2 separate regions of the Homo sapiens genome follow, and region 1 is linked to region 2. A link is a contact called in ENCODE Hi-C or POLR2A ChIA-PET data. All regions are on one chromosome and are shown on one strand. Each heading gives the region's core, a stretch centred on a gene start or an enhancer-like site at or near the end of the contact. The rest is flanking DNA. Distances are from core to core; before and after follow the strand shown.

Evidence for each region. Hi-C counts contacts between places; a loop is a spot of excess contacts on that map. ChIA-PET counts read pairs that join two places held with the same protein, here RNA polymerase II (POLR2A). Pooled maps may share reads with other maps.
Region 1: a loop to region 2 is called in a map of IMR-90, with 4 times the contacts of the local background. The contact joins two enhancer-like sites. A Hi-C loop is called at or near these places in 2 of 168 maps with a recorded cell type or tissue (IMR-90 and MCF 10A) and 4 of 50 pooled maps. POLR2A ChIA-PET finds 5 or more read pairs at or near these places in 1 of 52 experiments (MCF 10A).

The regions. Positions count from the first base shown.
Region 1 is chr5:8,828,020-8,830,777 of GRCh38, reverse strand. The region is part of intron 2 of LOC101929307 (a long non-coding RNA gene); the gene reads left to right. Among named protein-coding and RNA genes, the nearest start is that of LINC02199, 10 kb to the left of the region's middle. RefSeq lists an enhancer at 797-1,996. Within about 2 kb of position 1,342, at least 2 of the 41 ENCODE cell types and tissues checked have a DNase peak (open chromatin) inside an H3K27ac peak, as active enhancers do.
Region 2 is chr5:8,905,440-8,908,139 of GRCh38, reverse strand. No RefSeq gene overlaps it. Among named protein-coding and RNA genes, the nearest start is that of LINC02199, 67 kb to the right of the region's middle. Within about 2 kb of position 1,424, at least 4 of the 41 ENCODE cell types and tissues checked have a DNase peak (open chromatin) inside an H3K27ac peak, as active enhancers do.

The DNA.
Region 1 (2,758 bases), core at 93-2,592, 77 kb after region 2:
TTCCTTCATATTGACTTTAGATAGCTTCATGACTGTTTGCCATGGTGATGTCCTTTTTGCAATGAATCTTCCAGGAGTTCTTTGAGTTTCTTGTATTTGGATGTCTAAATTTCTAGCAAGGCCAGAAAAGTTTTCCTCAATTATTTTCTCACATAAAATTTCCAAGTTTTTGCTTTTTCTTCTCCCTCAGGAACATCAATGTTTCTTAGATTTGGCTGTTATATATAATCCCATATTTCTTTGAAACTTTGTTCATTTATTTGAAATCCTTTTTCTTTATTTTTGTCTGATTGGGTTAATTCAAATGTCATGTGTTCAAGCTCTGAAATTATTTTTTCTGCTTGATCTAGTCTGTTGTTAAAACTTTCCAACTGTATTTTCCTAAATGTGCCTTTCATTTCCAGAAGTTCTGATTGGCTTTGCTTTAAAACATCTATCCTTTAGATTTTTCAAATTCATATCCTGAATATGAATCATATTTTATTCACATTATAATTTCTTTATGGTGGCTTTCACCTTTATCTTGTACCTCCTTGAGTAACTAAATAATCAACATTTTGAATTCTCTATCTGATATTTCAAAGGTGTCATCTTGGTTTGGAGTCATTGCTATTCATTCATGATATTTTGGGGGTATTATAGAACCCTGTTTTTTTATATTGCCATAATTATTTTTCTTCTTTCTTTTCATTTGAGTGGACTATTTTTTCTAGTTATTTTTGAATTTATTTTTAATTCAACTGTTTTTGTTTAATTTCTTTTTTTTCTCCCTTGAAGATATGACTTTCATGAGTATACTTTATTGTAACCTAATTCAACTCTGGGTGCTTTTGGGGTGAAGATTATGTATGAGTTCCTTGGTGATAAAGAGTCTCTGTATGAGGGCTTATTCAGATGCTGGTTGTAATAACAATGTGGTTAGTGTGGGGCAGATTCACTGTCCTCTGTGGGGTTGAAATGGCAGAGGCCTCTTGAATCTTATCTTATTCCCCAGGGGTGTACATTTATTTATTTATTTTTTTCCCCAGTATTTTATTTGCTGTGTTGAACAGCTCAGGCTTCAGGCCAGTAAGAGAGGTGTCCATGGATAAAAAACATCAGTGGCTAAATCAGGTGGGTAAATGCAATACCCAATGGTGGGCAGAGGTCCCAGCCTTGACAGAGGCAGCTGGGGGAGCTCTCAATTGAAATACACTGAGATCTTTTCAGGGGGGATGTGTGGGAGCCAAGTCAGCTTCCTTTCCAGGCCAGCAGAAAAATGATCCACCTCTGAGTCACCCTCCTGACCCAGTGTTCCAGCTCTTCAACTGAGACAGGCATCTCTTTTTATCTGCAGGAATGTTGATGTTAGATGTAAAGCAGCACTGTGACTCAACCCCTTGTGCAACTCTGAACATGGAGGGGAGTCCTGTGAAGATGCACTGACCCTGAAGTGTTTCAGAAAGGCTGTCTATAGCTGTACCTAAGCCTTGATCATGTGAGAGAAGTCCTAGCTCTGTCTGCAGTGGTGGGCAAGGGGGACAAGAAGTCACCTTCTCCAAGACCCTTTTCAAGCACCAGGGTTGCCTGACTGTTGAATTAGGGCCATAGACTTTCCACACTGAGCCCAGCACTGCACTTGTGCCTCTGCTGAAAGATGCTTTCCATAGCAGAAAGTTCTGGGACTCAAGTCCTGCTGTCTGTATTTTTTTGTCCCTTGATGTGGTGTACTCCCCCTTCCCCTAGGAGTAGGAATCCCTGAAGAACAGACTACTGTGAATGCCACTGCTTCTCTGGGTCCAGCTTCCCCATGGGGTGAATGCAACACTCCAGGCTGGTGCTGGGGAATGCTTGCAAGTGATCCAGTGATGTGACCTGTCCTCAAGTCTCCCAGCAGTGGGAACAAGCACCAGCTCTTATGGGGTGACAGGGGAGTAACATAGACTCTGTAAGATTCCTTGGTTATAAACAGCCTTATTGTGTTGGCTTTCTCAAATGCCAGGAAGTCTCAAATGCCAGTAGTAATGAACTGGTCACATGGACAGACATAGGACCTCCTGGTTAGCCAGGATGATGCAGGCAGTGGTGATAGTTGAGGACACGCATAAGTTTTCTTCTTCCTAGGCACTTTGTTATCCAGGTCTCTCCCACAACACGTGGAAATTCAAGATGAGATTTGGATGAGGATACAGCCAAACCATATCACTCACCTAGCTCCCATACACTTGGCAAAGCAGGTCTCACAATCTCAATGTTTCTCTAGCAGCAGCTAGCTATGTTCCAGGCAGTTTGCACTCAGAACTCAAAACTTCCCCAGGCCATATGCCTTCCCCTGGAAGACCGAATCCTTGGCTTTTAGGCCATGCCTTTTCTGCTCAGCCAGCCAAGCAGGGACATTCAGCTCCAGTGCCCATGTTTACAGCCCACTTGCCACTTCCCCTTTGGTTCTGGATTATATCTAGAATCTCAATTGGGAGCTTCTTTTAACATGTGACCACCACCTGAGTTACCTGACAGACTTCCAAAACATCCCCTGTGAGGTTGGATCAGGAATGGCTTCCCTCCACATCCACTGGAGCCTGGGAGTGCATACAAAGAATATCCCAGTGCCGCTCCTTCTTACATGCTCCCACCACTCTCTAAATCAGCTCCAGTGCTGGGTAGGGTTAAGGACTTCCCCCATGGCCTGGATTGCCAGGTTCCCTGGTGGGAGTGTATAAAGGCAGTTTATCTCCCTCACAAACTCTGGGTACTTACAGTTTTCCAAATGGCTCACGGT
Region 2 (2,700 bases), core at 175-2,674:
GCTTTTCCATGGAGATGCTCCTTTTGACGTTTCCAGACCTAGCACAGGGCATCCTGCATACTTCCACTACCTGTAGTCACGGGACCTGTGTCCAGGGAGGCACCGAGGGAAGAGAACACAGAGATGAAGGATTCCAACAACTTTTTCCCTGAATTATCATTTAATTCTTACTTCTGTTCTGTGATGGCTGGTCCCATCATCCTCATTCCATAGATGAGGAAATAGAGGTTAAAGAATTCTTCACCTCCCCAGCGACTTCTCTACTGAGGAGAGAGCAATGAGTTACAGAGAGGAACAGTGCTGCTTTGCTGTGGGGTCTCCCCAACTCCTTTCTCATGTCCCCTGGTCATGGCAGGTAAATGGGAGAGAAACCCACAGCCATGGCACTCCTGTCACCACGGTACCCCATGCAGGGAAAGCCAAGTGGCTACAGGTCGCCCGGAGTAGTAGGAGGAGTAAATAATCTGATATCAAGTGCTTTCTTATAGTCTGTTAAACAATTGTTGAATCTATGTTTTCCAGCAGAAGTACGTGCTTTTAAGCCGTGGTTTTTCCAGGAAGTGCTGACATTAACGTATATGACTATGTGTTTTATTCTTACACACAAACACACATAGCAATATCGATCTATTAATAATTGAAGGAGATTTGAAAAAAAAAGTCCAGATTCCATCCTACTGTCCAGTTTGATTTAAATGTGAATTCCAAAAAGCTAACATCATAACCAGACTAAAATAATAACCTCTTGCTTTATGTAAACTTTGAACAGATGACACATTGAATACCTGTGACTCAGAAATTTTTAATTTAAACTCTATGTTGTAAATTCAGCTTCCTAATAGGCCTTTGTGCCTCTACAGTGGTTTAAGGTGACTCACATCTTTCCCATAAATTATTTCAATTCAAACTCTCAAAAAATTCATTAAGTAGTGAAGGTAGGTGTTCGGTTTGTGTTGCTTTAAATAAAGACACTGAGGTTTTGGGAGGAAAATGTGGCCGTAACTTTTCATGCTGAATTTAGAGTCCAGGTTAACATATTTTCTACTAAAGCATGATGTATAGATGAGATAATCTGACTGAAATTAAGATTAGGCAGTTTGCTCTTTAAGTTTAATAGTTACAAGTTTTGTAGTTCACTAGAGGAATCGTGTCACTAATAAAAATATAAATTGAAAGAAATCAAATTGTATCATATAAAATATTTAAAATATAATTACTACTTTCAGTCTCTATTGTTTTGGGAACCCATTTGCTGTCAATGGTGGACAGCTGTGGGATTTTGCTTATACCAGGGAGTGCCCGTTTCCAGATTTTTCTGTCCTGTTTCCCTCTTTGTGAGCTTTGTGGTGGTGAATCATCCGTGCCTTGCCCCTAGTAGACATCATTCCATCATTGCCCAATGCGGAGCTCTGGGGTTAATGAGCAAACTCCACGTGCGAGACTCTGCTGCAAGCGCTCCAGGTGTATGCACTCATTTGATCCCCACGCAAAACAACCCTATGAGGTAGGCGCTATTATCATCATATTTTACAGATGAGGGTCTTGGTTGAGGTTAATTAAGAAGCTGAAGTTACATGACCAGTTAGTGGCAGGACGTGGTTAGAGCCCAGGTGTTCTGGATCCCCATCTCTTGCCATTAACGTCAGTGCCACACAGCCTGGCCTGTCACAGTGCCAGGGCGAGCTGTTGCATACACCCACAAAGGCGCTACACTTGCAGAATGACCCAGTTGCTCTTGTTCATTCTGAAAATAGTTTCAAAGTCAAACTACTTGTTCTGAAACCATTTATATTGATTTTGATCATATAATTTAATTTTGTAATTTGTAAATAGACAGGTTCAAATTAAGAAAGGCATTATCTTATTCAATTATGCCATGTTTAATAAAGAATACTCTGCCCAATTATCAAAGTAATGAGAGAGAAGATGAATTAGTTTGTCCACTTTCCCAGTGGGGCACAGTTGAGGAGTAAAACCTCAGTGGGTAGAGAGGGGCAACTAATCTCCTGTGGCCACTGTGTTATAGGGCATGATACTGTGCCTCCCTCCCTCAAGAAGCCTAGTGTCCAGCCGCTGGGAAGCCAGGCATCTGAAGTTGAATAACACTGTGGGACAGCAGGTGAGGGGGAAACAACCTCTGAGGGAGAACGGCGCAGAACAGAAGTGCGCTTCACAATGAAGGCAGAGCCCATGGAGTCTGTAGCAGGCAGAGGCCTTCGTGAAGATGCAGGCTGCAAACTGGGCTTCCAAGGTCCGTGAGTGCTGAGAGGAGGGTGAAGCCTGCCTGGCAGGGAGAGAAGCAAGGACAGAGGCGTGGATTGTTGGGGTAATGCATAGTGATTGGAAGATGTATAGAGATGGCTTCACAGAGAAAGGCAGGACCTAGGAGAGAAGTTCAAGATGAGATTAAAGGGTAAACGGGAGCCCAGTTCAGGAGGAACTTGAATAGTAGACTGGGTGAATGTTATTTTTTGAACTTTTAGAAAAAGAGGAGAACACAAATAGTTCTTGCATACCTCCTATGAGACAGTCATGGTACTTAGTGTTAGAAATACAGTCTCATTTAATTTTCATAAATCTTTAAACAGAGAGGTTTATTGCCATTTTACAAAAAAAGGGAACTGAGGTGGAAAGATGAGAATTAATGTGCCCCCAGTTCTTGCCAATTGGTACAAGCCATACATTGTGAGCTCCACTTTG